2 separate regions of the Homo sapiens genome follow, and region 2 is linked to region 1. Evidence: chromatin loops called from intact Hi-C (ENCODE). Cell type or tissue: A673. All regions are shown on one strand. Links, peaks and the distances in the headings refer to the core of each region. The heading gives the core; the rest is flanking DNA.

Region 1 (8,696 bases), core at 2,374-6,373:
GAAATTTCTTTGTGGAACAAACAAGGACTTAGAAGGTGTAGGAGAAAAAGTCTAGTACTATGAACAAGGCAGTCACCATTGAAAGGTACAATCCTTGGATTTTGTGTTACTGTGTCTATCTTGCGTGTTGTCCTGTAGGCTTGATATGATCCTGTTGGATGCATGTACTCTTTGTCAAGTTTGAGAAGGGAGGATTAACTTTTACTTTGATGTGTTCTGAATAAATCCCCCCTGCCATAAATGAAGATATTTTAACTGGGAAGAAACTACACAGTTAATATGCATAATGTATTTTTAAAAGCCAGTGTTTTTACTCTTACCTGTGGTTCTTACCTGTCCATTTTAAAGTGAGTTTATGCTTTGTATCATTTCTAGTTAAGTAAAGCAAGCATGTGGCTCTTTATCTAGTTTGGTGTGTGCACATGACGCTTGTCCCTTGGACACTGGGAGCCACCTTAGATAAGACCTGAACATTAGCCTGGCCTTTGTCATGTTTTGCAAACAGTAGAGAAAACTCTCAGCTCGCATCATATCATCATTTTTTTTTTAAGTTATTGTTTGTTGCTGTTTCTGAATTTGCCTTGTGTTTCAATATGAGGTATGCTCTCCTAGCATTTGCTGTAAATTACAAAGATACAACACCGACCAGGGTGAGGGTGGAGGCTGGAGGGTCATGACCTGCAGAGGCAAATGGTGGTCTTTTATGTCAGAGAAGCCTTGCTCATCTGTCTGTGAGAGCAAGTTTCAGGGGGGAAAATACATATATGTATATTGGAGTTTTTGAAGGATAAAATTAAATAATTGTTCCTTTTGCACAACGGAGAAATGCAAGCAACAGAATTCTGATGGCCCACATTCACTACATTACCATGATGCTGTGAACATATTGTTCACTTTGGCCACTAGAGCGGTGAGGGGCTTGAGCCAAAGCGGGAGATACGTGAAGTGTGTCATAGATCACGCCAGTCATTAATCTATGTTATGAACCTGGCCTCGTGTACATTAAATGATAGAAAATATAGAAATGAAAAAAAAAAAAGACTTTTCTGAACTGGTTGTTGGTCACTTTATTCCACTGGGCTATTTGTGAGAATTCAGCTGTTTGAATGTTCAAATGATTAAAGTTCCGTGGGCTTTGTTAGTTCTCAAACTTAAAATCTATTTTGTTCTGTAAAAATGCATTTTAATTACGCTCCCCAGAACACCTGGCCCCATCATGCCTGACCTTCAGAGGCTTCCTTGTGGCAAAGCAAACAGCCTAGCACTGGATTGGCAAAGCTCCTTTTCAGTCTCTATTTAATTATTTGAGCTCCTCAGGATTAATATGCGAGGGAGTGGGTATGCATTCTGCTTTGTACTTGTTTCCTAGAGCGGCTTCTTTCTAACTTCCCTCGTTTGCCCACAGTTGCTATGATTACGGCACTTAAACTCTTGTCTATTAGGAAAGAAGCGAACCAAGACCCACCAGAGCTGAAAAGCTAAAAAATATAAATTGAGACATCTGTAATTTTTGGAGCGGGGTCAACTTGTTATCTGTGCTCATTGGTGTCTTATAAAGATTACGTTATCCAAGAAAGTTTGATGAAGACAGTTCTGAAGAATAAGACATTTACAGTTGCTCTGAACAACTTTACTGCCTTGGCATTGGAATGCAGAAATCCTTTTTTTCCTTGGAAATATGAAGTCTCCTGTCTTCACATTGAAAGCCTGGTGAAGAAGGGGGAAGCCTGTGCTTTTGTTAGGAACATTATTTTATTACCACCCTATCCCGCCAACTCTATTCTGAGTCATGAATTACAGGGAAAATTAAACATCCCATTGTCTACCTTCTCCAGCCCATCTGAATTGTCCATATATATATTCAGTGTTTCCAATGGGTTTTTGTAGGAAATTTCATTGGTTGATTATCTTTCAATGTTTAATGAGATCATCCTACTTCTCTTAAGACCTAACAGATTTAATTAATGGCTTGTTACTTTTGGAGTTTCAGAACACCAAAACAGTTAAAGAAGTGTACAGGAAATAGAGTATTTTTAAAGTTGGAATATAAAAGTTGGAGGCCAGCACAAGCCCTTGATCTCATTTGATCAAGAGGTTGGCCTTGGAATTTTGTGTCATTTAATCATTTAGTCAAACATTTAGTAATTATGTGTTAAATTCTTGTTATGTGCAAGGCATACCTGAAAGTTAAACTTGAGATAAAAGATGTATTTATTTATTATTCTTATTAAACAAATGGAGCTGGGGAAAGTGGACAAGCAAACTATTTTAATCTGAATGCTTCTTCCATTTAATTGATAAATATAAACTATTCCTGGTTTAATTGATAAATACAAGTTAGTTCCTATTTCTTTTCTTCCTCTTTTGAAGGCAAGAAAGCTGCCGTATTACATTATTGAAAATAAGCATGGGTTTTCTAAGTTTTTGCCAATTTAGTGTTCCTTGCTTGCGTTGGTCATCATAGCTATAGATGATCCCCACTGGCCATGTCAGATGCATTCAAATGCATCTTGCCTTTGCTTACGTGTACCAAGCCCTGCACCTCCTGCGTTCCAGAGGGCAGGACAGGTCAGTGGCGCCGTTTGGACACAGATGCTGTGTTCTCTAGGAGGGGTGCCCCTACAGCTGGTTTGTTTCTCCTCCCTGGGGAGGCCCGACTCCTCACTTCCATGGGTTCTTAGCCTCTACTCACCTGAGACCTGGAATGATTCCAGTTTTACCTGATCCTCCTGTATGGCTAAATGAGTGGCCACATTTGTTTTGGTTTTGTTTTTTTTTAAAACATGCTTTTGACAATTTCATTGCTCCTGAACTTTTTTTCCAGAGGGGCTAAATGAAATTCCAGATTTTTAAAGATACATGTAGATAGACATCTATGGTGCATGATAAAGTTGATAATACATAAATCATTTTTAACAACAGGTAATATGCATAATTTATGGTGTTACAGTGCTATCCTTCTGATATTTATGATGGATAATGTTCAGTTTTGGCCCTCATATTACTGCTTTAAATTATACCACAAGAAAATTAATGAGAAAGTAGATTTATGGGTTTCATTTGTTTGTCAATTCGGAAATTAATTGGGTGTTAATTTTAGCCGTCCCTTATCAGACCAGGACTGTAGTATGTGTGCATTACTTTGCATTCATTGTAGCTTACCTCCCATTTACTGTGGGTCACTAGCTTTGCATACATTAAAATAGCCCTCCGGCTCATTCCCTTGATTACTTTTTGAACTGCCATGCTTTAGAAAATTTACGCCTTTCTGTTATAATTATGAAAATGTGGTATTGGAAGACGGTGCCTTCATAACACAGTCAGCACACTGACTTTGCCTCCTAAACTTGGCTCTTGGGTAGTCTTTCCATGAAATGGGACCCGGGTCAGGAGGACAGTGGATAGACAAATGGTGTGTCTGTAGGGTTCATTCATAATTTGTAGAAGTTATCTCAGGTGAGAAAACAATTGTCTGATCTAACTCTGTTTCTCTTGTTTTGTTCTTTCTCCTCCCATCTACCCTTTTTGTTTTTTTCTTAAGAGTAGCCCATCCAAGCCCATTTGTAGACAGTAACTCTACATCTTGGGGCTGCCATCTTTCTGTCTGCTTCCTTAACCACTAAGTCTCATTTGTCATCCCCTCCACCAGTCAGTGCCTCATCTCCTCATTGCCACCTGCTCCAGCAGCATCTCGCCAGGTGACGGGTGAGCAGTGTAAAAGCATGGCCCTCATGCTAGCAAATGTGATGTCTCCATTGTTGCAGTCCTCTACTGAGAGTCTGTGGCTTTCATCTGGGATTTCCATTGCTTGATTCCCTCTCTGTTGTGAAGAGAGTAACACCCACATGAGCATTAAAGAGTACAGAACTGGTTTAATATCCTAGGCCACCCTACCGTTTGCCTACTAGGGGAAAAAAGTCTGTGGAGCTGCACCCCACTGCTTAAAACTCCTTTGTTTGTCTTATGTTGCCTTGTAAACCCTTTGCACATTAAAAGGGAACCAGTTCGTTTGCTTGATGAGAACCAGAACTAAATGTATGCTTTATATCATAATATAGACAGGTTGGTCTTCTTTTTTCCTCAGTGGCATGAACACGATTATTGAAGGTTTTAAATCTTAATGATGCAACATGAGTAATTTTAAAAGTACCTCTCTTAGAGCTAAAGCTAGTCTGAGTCTCATCCTTATTCTTTCTCAGTCTACTAACTGCATGGAGTTAACTGACAATAAAGTAAGAGGCATGTGTTCAATATTTCCAAAATAATGAAATCTACACAGTGAAATTCACATTCTTTTCCTTCCTTCCTTCCTTCCTTCCTTCCTTCCTTCCTTCCTTCCTTCCTTCCTCCTTCCTTTTCCATGAGCTTCTGTTATCTCTTCAGAATTGCATGCCATCTTCCTTTTTTCTCTGCACATGGATGAACAATGAGAAAGAGAATTTTTCTTTTCGGATGGGGGGTGGACTGTGTAATTACTCTAATAATTTTCCTAATAGTGATTTCACCATTAACTTCTCTTCTCCCCATAGAAATAGAAACATATTTTACAAAACTATGTTTAGTTTAATTTACACATCCTTTTATGAAGAGACCAACTTCTTTAAGGGCATTTATTCTGCTTCATATAAATAATTGATCAGCCAAGTTAATTTACTTCTGCCTGACTTGGTCAACCTTAATTAACTGCCCTGGAATCAAGACTGAACTTTTTGTTAGCTTAAAATCTTTCACAAGCATGATAACAAGGGCTTTATTTTCCCTAAATTTTCAGCATCAACACTGTAACCAAGGAAATAATCATAATAATAAAGCACAGCTTTAATTTACTATAAATACATTGGCCTGGACATTATGAATTTTCCAGAATACTTCCAGAGAGCAGCTCTGTTGGCAACAACAATAAATAAGCATGCTAAACTCAGTCCTTGTCCTTTTCTACAAGTCCCTCCAGCACAAAAATCGAACCTTTGAAGTCAGTAGCTCTGTAATGTTTCCAAGCAAGATGAGAAGTAGATCATTTTGGCTTCTTTAGGCTTTTTGACATCTATGCAATTGCAGCATTGACCTTTGTAGGGTTATATTAAATGGATCACGTGATTTAAACAGGCTCAGTTCATCTGGAGATGCCACACAGGAAAGCAGAGGAAGATTTGGTCTTGTTTCTGGAAGAAGGACTTGTTTGTGGGTATGGTGTGGCCATACCTTTGTATTCAGGCACTTTGTATGATTACACAGTGTTTCCTGCTGTCAGTATGTCATGGAGCAAGGCAGTTAGTTAGTTATAGAGTTAGTTATTCCCCCAGAGAGAAGCAGAGGTTATGCATACCGGGTGCCTGAGACAAGCTTCCTCGAAGAAAAGAGGGTGCAACGTCCCTTGATGGAGAAGATAGATTCCTCTCCTATATATTGACTTGATTTCAGATGACTCTAATAGTGAAAAGTCAAAAGAAAAAGACAGTTGTTTGCAAAATAGTGCAGATGGCTTATATCATTGTATTTTAATGCTTTTCTTTGTCCACCTGCCACTCTCATTGTTGTCTTTTCTGGAATTTCCTTAGTTTTCTTTTCATTAATTTCATTATCCACTACCCAGCACAGGACTTTACAAACTGGAGATTCTTAATAATGGACAAGTTCATGTCTGAAACAGAATAGTTATGGCTACATCTATCCCTTAACCGATTGAGCTTTAGTTTTCTTATCTGTGAAATGGGGATAACATTTACCTGCCTTATCTCCCTCCTAGCCTTGTTACAAGTTTGAAAAGCACATCAGAGGGCTTTTGCAATTTGTGAAGTGTGATACAGATATAAAGGCTTATTAAATGACTTGGAACGTTTGATAGAAATATTGCTGGCCCAGACACTGTTAGAAATGTTCTTAGACATTGACACTCCTATTTTTTCACATGTGCTTTTCAAAAAGCTGTTTTCTCCTGATTGGTGTGGGAGATTATGGGAAATTTTAAATCTTCCAACCTACATACTACTGTTAGCACTTGACTAATTAAGGACATCCTCAGACCAAAATAATCCTTTCTGCAATTTTGGTCCCAAAGCCTGCACTCTCACAAACCTGATTCACAAGCCAAGCTGCTTGGCTTGATGCCTGCAAAACTTGTACTGGAGGACTTGGCAGTCTGCTTTGGAACTGCATGGAGCAAAAACAGGGCCTTCTCATCAAATTGTGTATTGGAGACTGTTCTTACTCCACCCACCAGAATGGTGTCTCACCAAGGAAACAAAAGCAGGACCAATCTCTTAGACACCTGCTCTCAGGCCTGGGATCCCGATGGTCACATAGTCTGAAAGCAGCATTCTACCTGCAGTTCTCTTCCATCAGGACAGGATATTTGGCTAAATATTTATGCCTCATTCTTAGGGCAGGGATAGAGTTTATATATGTGCAATGTTGTTGTCTTTTGGGGATCAAGTCCCTGGTATGGGAAGGTATTCCCAGAAGGAAAAATATCTATATATATACATATTTTTAAATCTATATCTATAGATTTTTTCTTTATATATATTTGAGATATATCCCGATAATTAGATGGATTTCCTTGCTACCTACTCTAAGACAAATGCTCTCTTGCTTAAATACCTAACACTGTGCCTTTTCCTATAATTCTTTTTTTTTTCCCTCTCCCCGCCCCCTTTTTTCGAGACAGAGCCTTGCTCTGTTGCATGCTGTCTGCTCACTGCAACCTCTGCCTCCTGGGTTCAAGCAGTTCTCCTGCCTCAGCCTCCCGAGTAGCTGGGATTACAGGCATGTGCCACCATGCCCGGCTAATTTTTTTGTATTTTTAGTAGAGAGCAGTTTCACCATGTTGGCCAGGCTGGTCTCGAACTCCTGACCTCAAGTGATCTGCCTGCCTTGGCCTCCCAAAGTGCTGGGATTACAGGCATGAGCCACTGCACCCGGCTCTTTTCCTTTAGTTCTGTACAAAGGGGCAAGTTTGTGGAAGAGAGACTGAAACGCCCAGGGAAAAGTACCTAGGTTTCACTAATTCATTTCTTTTTTGGTGATGAACAAGGCACTCATGTTGTCACAAATTATCTTGTTACCTGATTCTTATATCTTAGGGAAGATTTTGGTTATTTTTGATAGACGCTTTACTCTGTGGACAGTAAGAATATAACTGCAATTTCTAAAGGACTGTAGTTATTAGAAAGTCTGATCTGAAGACATGAGAATGAAAAAATAATAATAGAAATCAAAAAATGAGAGTGAATCAGCTGTTACTTCTGAGTTTGTTTCCCACCTGCTAGTGAAAAATGCCATTCTCAATCCACTTTTGAATTGAATCAACTTAAAAAATATATACGTCTTTGGGTTTATGAAGAGTCTGTATCAAGTTGGATCATGCTATACAGTGAAAGGAAATGAAGAAACATGTGAATTTTTCTGCTTTTAATTTTTCCATTTGGTTTTTGTGCAAGTCTGTAGAAAACAGACTTCATCCAATTTCTAGCAAGAAAACAATGTCCTCTAAAGATACCCAAAGATTGAAATTTCCCTGTTGTCACATTTCATGTATGGGGCAGAAATCTGTAGCATTGGTTGTACATATGTCCTTCCACAATTGGAACACATTTGCCTAAAAATTTTCTGCCCTTTAATCTGGGATTGGTATTTCACATTAAAGTCTTAATTATTCAGGCATTTCTCAGCTTTCATGTTTGAACTCTTCACTTCCTTTAATGATTGTTGCTTTTCCTTTTCCAAATTCTGGTCTGTGAACTTGGAGTGTGAGCCTGCCGTTTTCATTGTTTTGCCCCCACTGAACCTCAACTTTAAAAATACACATTGTGGTAAAGGGCTTTGACTTAACTGAACTGCTTCAAATCCTGATTCCACCATTACTAGCTGTGACATGTAGTGGACAAACTAAATAACTTGTGGATCCTTAGTTTTCTCATCCGCAAACTGGGGGTAACAATCATCAGCAGCACTAAATTGGAGAATATGTGTAAATCACCTGCATTAGGGCCTGCCTGACCCAACACTGGTGATCAGTAGATGGTAGCAGTTGGTATTAGCAAATGCTATCTGTCTTTTCTCATCTTTGAACATCTTTTCTGAGCCAAGTGCTGAATCGGCTCTCTGGGATAATGGTTTTGTGCCCAGAGAGTAATAAGAGTGAATGTGAAATGTATTTACACCTAAGTGATATTTTCTCTCTTTTTTTTTTTTTTTTTTTTTTGTGAGATGGAGTCTCGCTCTGTAGCTCAGGCTGGAGTGCAGTGGTGCGATCTCAGCTCACTGCAACCTCCGCCTCCCAGGTCCCGGTTCAAGCAATTCTCCTGCCTTAGCCTCCTGAGTAGCTGGGATTACAGGTACACACCACCATGTCCAGCTAATTTTTGTATTTTTAGTAGAGGCAGGGTTTCACCATATTGGCCAGGCTGGTCTTGAACTCCTGACCTCGTGATCCACCCGCCTCGGCCTCCCAAAGTCCTGGGATTACAGGCGTGAGCCACCGCGCCTGGCCCTAAGTGATATTTTCTAGCTACTCATTTTGCACCCTATTTTTTTTTCTTTTGTTTTGAGACGGAGTCTCACCCTGTCACCTAGGCTGGAGTACAATGGCGTGATCTTGGCTCACTGCAACCTCCACCCCCTAGGTTCAAGCAATTCTCATGCCTCAGCTTCCCGAGTAGCTGGGATTAGAGGCACCTGTCACCATGACTGGCTAA
Region 2 (8,696 bases), core at 2,400-6,399, 670 kb after region 1:
AAGAGGAATGGAAGGATGGAAGGATGGAGGAGTGGAGAGATGGGAGGAAGGAAGGAAGGAAGGGAGGGAAGAAAGAAGGGAAGGAGGGAGATGATGATTTTGGTTTTTATTCCAAAGTTGGAGATTTCTTGTCTGATGTGTCTTGGAAGTCATAGGGGATGGAGGGATGTGTCCTCTTGGCAATGATTGCTTCTGAAGGCTAAAGACTTCCCTTCCCTATACAATTGGCTAGGGACCTGAAACTCTCCAGAGTCCCACAATTTTAACATAACCCATTCCCCTGGCCCAAAACATGGACACACATGCATTGTGTTCCGCAATATTTTTGGTAGGTGTTTTTCTTATTCTTATGTACTTCAATGATGTAAAATAATCCCCGTTTATCATTTTGTTGTTCTAATCTCTGTTTCTAACAAAAGAAACAGTCTGAATCTCTTTACAGCAACACAGAGCATCACAGAACATGTCGCTGTCCCTTTCAATAAGCAAACTCCAATCCCTTCACAGCTTGTCCACTCAGCTGAGCACTGGACCAGTAACTGGCTTAAGACCAGACAACATTAGATAGAAACATACACTTCTCTAAAGCTGGATTATTAATAGTCTCACTGGCCTTGCATGTTTAGAGGCAAGATTGATTAGCGATGTCTGCTCTGGGCACAGGGGGACTGCAGGACACTTACTTGCAGTTTCTCTTGTTTAAGCTTCTTGTGTAAGCTTCTTAATCAGTCTTGGCTCTGTCCAATCACAGTTCTCAGGCATTGTGGCCCTGGTTGCATTCGCTCCTTCTCTCACACACACACTTTGTTAAGTGTTACTTGATGAGAGTTTGTCCGTTGTTAGTTAGGTGGCCTGAGTTCATGGAGATGACATGTGAGTGCTCTCAGTATAGCATCCCAACATGTTTTCCTTCCCACAGACAAACAATTTCATAAATTTTATCTAGCCTTTGGGTGGGTGAAAACATCATAGAAAGCTCATGAATGTATTTATTATGTAACTGCCACTTCTGTTCTGTGATGGTGTTAAAATTGCAAACATTGACCAGGTGCGGTGGCTCACTCCTGTAATCCCAGCACTTTGGGAGGCCGAGAGATGGGTGGATAACCTGAAGTCAGGAATTCAAGACCAGCCTGGGCAACATGGTGAAACCCCGTCTCTACTAAAAATACAAAAAATTAGCTGGATGCGGCTGTGCGTGCCTGTAATCCCAGCTACTCAGGAGGCTGAGGCAGGAGAATTGCTTGAGCCCAGGAGATGGAGGTTGCAGTGAGCCGAGATTGAGCCACTGCACTCCAGCCTGGGCAACAGAGTGAGACTCCATCTCAAAAAGAGAAAAAATTGCAAATGTTTTCTCTCAAGATACTATTAATGATGATGATGATGGCTAAATACTTATCTTTAAACAACAGACTCACAAGGCAAGTTAGCCAAGACTGGCTGAGGGAATAGCAGATTGCCAGCTCCCACCTCACTCTCACTCCACATGCAATGGCAGGTGGAATGACTGGCACTATTAAAACTAATTCCCCCATGCCTTTTGGGGGGTTGTAGTTGCCAATTGTGTAATGCTGAAGTCACCTAAGTTAGACATTCTTACCGTGAGCGTGTACTGTTTTACAAGCCGTAGTCATACCTCAAGAGCAGCCCCAGCAGCTTCTTTCATTAAGAAGGTATAGAGATGTCAATGGGCACATGCTAGTGACTTCTAGTCTCCCAACACAACCCCAATCCTGGGTGACCGCCATAAAAATGCACTTTGCTAATTAGAAGGGGAAGAGTCTACACACAGGAGTAAATGACTAGGTCAACTTTGGCCTTAAAACACAGGCATTGAAATGAGGCAGACATAAAGTAGAATCCCAGCTCTGCCACTTATTAACTGTGGCATTGGCTGCTTATTTAATATCTCTGGATTCTTTCCTCATTTGTAAAATGGGTATAATGGTAACTACTTCGTAGAGAGTATAAAGATGCATTTTAGAATAGGTGGAAAGTACTTCATTTTTTTGGTTTGCAAATGAGTCCCAAAGACAAGTAAGCCCCCTCTAGCCCAACAAATCATATACCCTCCACAAAAATCACCATTATTAACCTTGGCAACTAGCAGAGAATTGAAGGATCTCTTAACATTTACAGGACAATTGTCTGGTCATATATTAAAGTTGATGTTGGAATCTTAAAAATTAACTGGTGGACTGGGGTCCTACATGTTCAGAGCTAATTATGAGTTCATCGGTCAGTGTCTACAGAGGTGGGCTCCATCTTATCTAAGCCTAAATAGGCACAGCCTGGCTGGACTGGAAATTCAATATCACCCTATGAATATGATAACAAAATGTAGTGCATATGCCAGTGTTCAAATGCATTCTACTTGGAAAGCAGGAGAAAAATAGTAAAAGTGCCTGTTTCTATGTATAAAGTATATTCTATAAGTGCTAAATGTAGTTTTACATTACAATAGTACATGAGCAAAGTGCTTATGATATATTTTTAAACTTCTACATAGAGAGATTTGGGAGAAAAGAAGTGGTTGTGTTTAGTCACATTGAATTTTCATCATGTGAAAAGTTCAGGAGGCTTGTTAAGTGCTCAGAGGTGCATTTAGAATTCATTTTGTCAAAGCTTCTCCCTTCCCTAGCAGTGTGACGAGGGAACATGACTCAATCTCTGAGTTTCATCTGTTCAATGGGGATAAATACTAGGTCCTACCTCAGAGGTTGACTCCTCAAAGAATAAAGAAACTTAATGTAAATGTGCCTAGCACAGTGCCCAGAACACAGCAAATGCACAGAAATTATCTATGAGAACAAAATGACTAAAGTTAAACTAGTCAAATTCACATAAGAATAATTTAGCTTTTTAAATTGGTATTTTTATTGTGATATCTAGCTTGGAGCAAATTTCAAAAACAAAGGTTTTGACTTTTTCTAATGTTACACCTTTAAGATGTGACTCAGATGCCTTTATCCAGGACGAATTGTTGGAGAACAGGTATTCTAATGCAACATCTTTAGGGATGTGAACAAGGAGCTTTTGCCTTGTAAACTCATGGGGTAAAATCTCATCCCTTGATCTTCACAGTGTGACAAAGAGCTATTGATTGAGAGCATATTGTCATTTAAATTACAATTAAGGATGGGTGAAAGGTGGTTATTCAACAATTCAAACCTTTCTTTTAATACTGTCAAGGACGACTTAACCTTAACCCAAACACACTTCTAAAACTTCTGAGTTTCAATATGTCTAAAATCAATGTGCTTTTCTTAAAGTGAGAGAATCATGTCATTACTATCAGATGTTGAATTCGGTAGTTTTGAATCTGGTGGTGAAAATCTTTCAGAAAGCTTTGCTCTCAGAGGCAAAACACTTGTGTCTCAACGCAAATCCAGTACCACATTTGCACCTTAATATGAAATTAAATCATTCAGCACATTTTCCTAGAGTAGCTAGTTAGAAAAGTATATGCATTTTCAAAAATTAAGTGCTATGTGGGTGATGTATGTTTTACTTTAGAGCATTTTAAATAGGAAATCATCCTTCTGAAGGCACAAATTGCTAAGAACTTCATGTCTTTTATTACTAGGAAAACAATGTTCAATTCTAATGGCATTAGGCAGTACGCATCTTAAACGAACCAATGGACAGAACTGAAACTATTACTGACTGTCTTGCATTTTGCCATATGAATACACTTCATAAATGATTTGCTTTGATATCACAAACACACACACACAGGCACATGCACACACACTAGCACGCCACGCCTGCATTGGCAAAATGCTGGACTCAATCTCACAATCTTGCTCGGGCCAAGTTCCGTGCAGTTTTCACAGGAATGCAGACAGCATGAAGACTGCAGCTTAGATCTCCTGTGTTTCAAATTTGTTTTGCCAAAGCATCCCTTCTTTCTCTGTCTATCTCTTTCTCTAATGCATGCACACCTGCATGTTTTTCTCAGGAATGGCAGGCATTTACTGGGATGACAGATTATGCCAGAGGTGCCTTTGGCAGCTTCTCGCCCTCAGGGCAACCATTGCTCTGGCAGCAGTAAGTCAGTGAATAGTACAAGGTCATCCATCCCCCAGGTCCCCCGCCCCTTCTCCTGTGTGGGGCATGTGTTCCAAGGTACACTTCAATGGTTTGACACATGAGGTCATGGAAGGTAGTCTCCAATTTGGGTCCACACCATGTAAGCGAAAGCACCAAAGCAATTGGAGCTACCCATTTGCGGGTGAGATTCCTACTAGAGTACTGCACTGCTACTGAGCCTTCAATTTTGACTATCTTTAGATGTTTTCTCACTTGTGAAGAAAACCTATTAAAAGTGTATTTTTCTGTACTGCAGTGGTTTGTCAGGGTGTCTGCTAAACAAATGGGAACATCCGATTTTACATTTCATTTGAAAACTCTGAGTAGAAAAATCACCCGTGAAGCTGCCTTTCCATAATACAATTAGTGAGAAAAAAACAAACCAAGATGTCAAGCTTAATATTGGCATTGGTCAGAAACAAATTCTCTTATCAGAAAATTTACAGAGGCCCGCTGTAACCCGGAAAAACAGGAAAGGAGTATTGCTTGTCAATATAAATAACCAATCTATGTTAGCAAAACTTGAAGGATTTCTACTCATCTATTGTAGGAGAAAATTAAGTATCTCATCATGACTAACTCATATTTACTAATACATTCTATTGGAATGGCAAAGTAGAAATTTAAAGGCAGAATAGTTTTTAATTTTATTCAGGGAAACATAATACTAAATGTTTGGAAAATGAATACTTGGAAATTCAAGATATTGGGGGGAAGCAAGATGTTTTACTGCCGCCTTGTGGACAATTTAAAAGAACTGAGTTTTTATTTATGCTGGTGGTGAATATGTGAATCTTGGCCAATAATAGAATCAGACAAAAATGGGTACAGGATAGAGGTGGGATATAATCAAATATTAATTATTTAAATTTAGTCAGAAAAAGTATTTTTTTAACCCAAGGAGATCCATAAAGTCTTCAAGTGATTATGCCCTATAGTTCAAGAAATTCTTGACATACTCAAACAGGAGATGGGAGGAAATGCAATGAAATTGAATATTCGGTAATAGAGTTTAACCAGAATCATGTTCTAACTTTTTTTTAAATCCAAGGGGTTCCATGGGCACTACATAATTTTGCCACGATATTCCAAGAAAATTTTAAAAATCTCAGTTAATTATCATAGAATTAAATGCAGCACCGGAGAAGCAGTGATAAGAAAAACTGGACATATTCTGGGGTTCAGTCCAGCATTTTAACTTAGAATGTTTATTTAAACATAACTTGAGTTTATAAACTTGTTTTCTAGGGAGATTTATAGTGCTTTCTGATTTTGGCTGGATTGAAAAAGTCCAGCTTGACTTCCTGCTAAGAACGTGCTTGTGTAAACCACCTTCTTCTTGAATTTTGGCATGAAAAATATATTTTCATTGGACACATTTCTAATCACAAACAAACGTTCAGGTAGGTGCTTAATTTAAACCTAGCTACCAATATCACAGAAATAGCATAATAGAATGTTTCAGCATTCCAACACACCACATAAATTCTTGTTGACAAAGCACTAACAAATGTATTGTAATTTCTAATTTCCCATTGTTCTTCTGTTGGATAAATAATAGAAACGTCTGACCAATCCATTAAGAGAAAGATGGCTTAAGAATTTTGGGTGGTGATTTTAATTTAAAATCGAAAAAGCAAATTTAGATTTGTAATTAAAAACATTTTAAAGCATATCAAGTAATAAGATAAATGGCTCTAAGACTTAGAATACCATTTTCAATAATTTTATAGCCACTATTGAATCATCATATTTTTTTCACTGGCGGGAAAGCACCTTCAGTGAAACCATCTGAAACCAAACAATACATAATCTAAATTTTGCTAAATAATCTAAAATTTAAATTACTTATTTTTTATTATTAAAATACTTTGATCTGAGGGAGGAGAAGTGGATACAGAAAAATAAAAATAAAATAAATATAATGCCACATTCTTACCAAACACTAAGCAACTCTCCATAGGCTACATAGCAGGGTTTAGTGATTTTCCTGATTTTTCTCTTGGTCTGAAACATGACAAACCTTAAGTAAATGTCATTTTCCAAATTCCTATTCCATTTTTGGTGTAGTAGGGAAGGTTTTAAGATCACTGATAAATGTACTGGTCCCCTATTTTTACAACAAAAATTCAGTTCTAAGTTATTTCACAAAGATGTTATTCATGCCATCATCAGTAAGATAGTGATCTTTTATTTTTCGCATTATTGAGTGTTAATTATATGCTATGCACTTCACTTGCATTCTCATAATAGCCTCATCACAACCAATAAATAGATTGTGTTATTATCATCTCCTTTTTACAGATGAGAAAATGAAGGCTCAGAGCAGGTAAGTAAACTAGCCATGATCACACAGCCTTTCAATGGTTCTTCTAGCAGCACCAATGGCTTTGTGTGCCTCAATACTTCCTGGATATCCCACTGAGGAACCAGTATCACCTATTTTTTTCAGTGATTGGCATTGCTGTTTAGTTGTACTCTGGCACATCGCAAAAGACCATTAAAAAATGTTGGAGTGAGTATTCAACACATGCAAAATATGTTTATTATTTACTAGTTGGTTCATTCAATAAATTTTATTGAAAGCATTTTCTGTGCTGAGTATAGTACTTGGAACAGGGCTATGATAATGCTGCATCTGGAATGGTAACTGAATGTTTGAAGCTTACAGTTTAACATCAGACAATGAGTAAGTTTCAAAAATGTAAAAGTGAATAGGACCCAGTCCTTCATGATAGAAAGAAAAAAAGCAGTAGTTTTGGAATCAGGAAGGATTCAAGTGGCTCAGCTATCTTTTACTTCTGAGAAAATTTGAAGCCATTTGTTTTTCTGCCTTCGTTTCCTCTTCTGTATAAACAGGTTTATTCAGAGACTTAGCACGAAAGCATGTAATGTTCCTGGCCTAAGGTAGGTGACCATGGAGAGTGATCATTATTCCGAAAGGTCAGGAGAAGGAAGAGAAATGTAAACAATTCAGTGATTATGTGAAAAGCACCACGCTCATGATAATGACAAGGTTTTTGGTAACCTGGGGTAGGGAATCATGCTGGAGTGGTTTGATGGAAACTTCAAATGGGAAGTGATATTTGACTTGGGTCTTAAAGGATGAGAAGAAGCCTGCTGAGCACCTTCACAAACAAGGACGTAGCTGGGTGTTTCATGGAACCAGAAAATTAGGGTATATGTAGGATTGGAAAAAAGATGGCAGCCAGTTTTCCAAGTTCCTAACCCCCAAAGTTTAAGGATTGCACTCTAAATGAATTTTATGATATTCTCTTCCCATATCTTTTAGGAATCTTTCACTGCAAGTATAGGTAAATGCAACTTAAGCTGGGTTAAATTAATGGAGAATTTATTGGTTCAAATAACCAGAATTTCAAAGTTAACACTGGCGTCAGGTGAAGCTTATCCAGATATCATCCTGCCCTGTTCTGCTATTCTCTGGGCTCTACTCTCTTCCATGTGATGATGTTATTTTCGGGGGAGATTTCACTCTTAGCAGCAACAATGTCTGCAAACAGTGAAGACATGTCTCATGGACTCAATAAGGTCATATTCTTATGCTTTAACCAAACACTGAGGCCTAGGGGAAAGACATGCTGATTGGCTATTACACTTTGGTTTGTTTGACCTCTCCTAGTCTCATGTTGAGATTTGATCACAAATGTTGAAGATAGGGTTTAATGGGAGGTGTTTGGGTTATGGAGATGAATCCCTCATGAATAGAGTAATGCTCTCCCTAGGATCTGGGTAGGGGGTGAAGAAGGGAGGTGAGTGAGTTCTCATTCTATTAGCTCCTGCAAAAACTGGTTGTTAAGAAGAGCCCTGGCACCTCCTGCTTTCTTGCTCATGCTTTCTGTCTCACCATGTAATCTCTGCACATGCTGGCTCCTTTTTCACTTTCACCATGAGTGGAAACAGCCTGAAACCCTCACCAGAAGCAGATGCTGGTGCCTTGCTTTTGTACAGCCTACAGAACCATAAGCAAAATAAACCTGTTTTCTTTATAAATTTTCTATCCTCTGGTATTCCTTTATAGCAACACAAATGGACTAAGACATTGGCATAAGCATTCCCCAAGAGCAGGAGCACTTCTACTCACACCACATGGCTTTGAAAGAGAGAAGTAATATGGCAGCTATTGGCTAATGGGAGAAATGCAACCAATCCAAATCTAATACTGTCACCTTATCCGATGGAGTCTGAGTCTCCCTGCGAGTCAAAGTTGATCCCTGGAAAGGCTGGCATCCAACTTCTTGTAAAATGATTAAATTAAACAAAAATAGGTTTTTACACAAGAAATATATTCATTGACTCAGCCATGAATGATACAATAAAAAAGAATTTTCCAAAATTTATTTACCAGTTCTTGAATGTGCACCCACAAAGGTGAGATGTACTCTCAATCAAGTACATTTTGAGGCTAATTCTGAAACACACACTGAAAGAATTTCTCTTTAGTTCATATTTCTTCAGAGTCTATTTTTTTTTTTTCATGCTAACACAGGGCCTGGAATGAGTTCTAATATGATGGCATCAAGAAAATTTAAATGAAAGTATTTTTCCTTTGTCTTTCCCAAAATGTTTCCCTTGCGTAGGCTTCT

The links. Hi-C counts contacts between places; a loop is a spot of excess contacts. Peaks named below come from ENCODE experiments on the same cell type or tissue, not always from the same donor. Only the 100,000 strongest peaks of a DNase experiment are listed, where the experiment ranks them.
Region 2: it touches region 1 in a loop (4-fold over the local background); 2 of 110 quality-filtered maps call a loop at or near these places.

What each region holds. Positions count from the first base shown.
Region 1 is chr3:71,199,591-71,208,286 of GRCh38, reverse strand. All of the region lies in intron 5 of FOXP1 (forkhead box P1), which reads left to right. Among named protein-coding and RNA genes, the nearest start is that of FOXP1-AS1, 86 kb to the left of the region's middle. In A673, for the core only: no CTCF peak of the experiment used is centred there; DNase peaks (open chromatin) are centred at 3,986, 5,186 and 6,096; H3K27ac peaks cover 4,000 bases.
Region 2 is chr3:70,527,390-70,536,085 of GRCh38, reverse strand. No RefSeq gene overlaps it. Among named protein-coding and RNA genes, the nearest start is that of MDFIC2, 220 kb to the right of the region's middle. RefSeq lists an enhancer at 2,512-3,461. In A673, for the core only: a CTCF peak has its summit at 4,836 (motif pointing left); no DNase peak of the experiment used is centred there.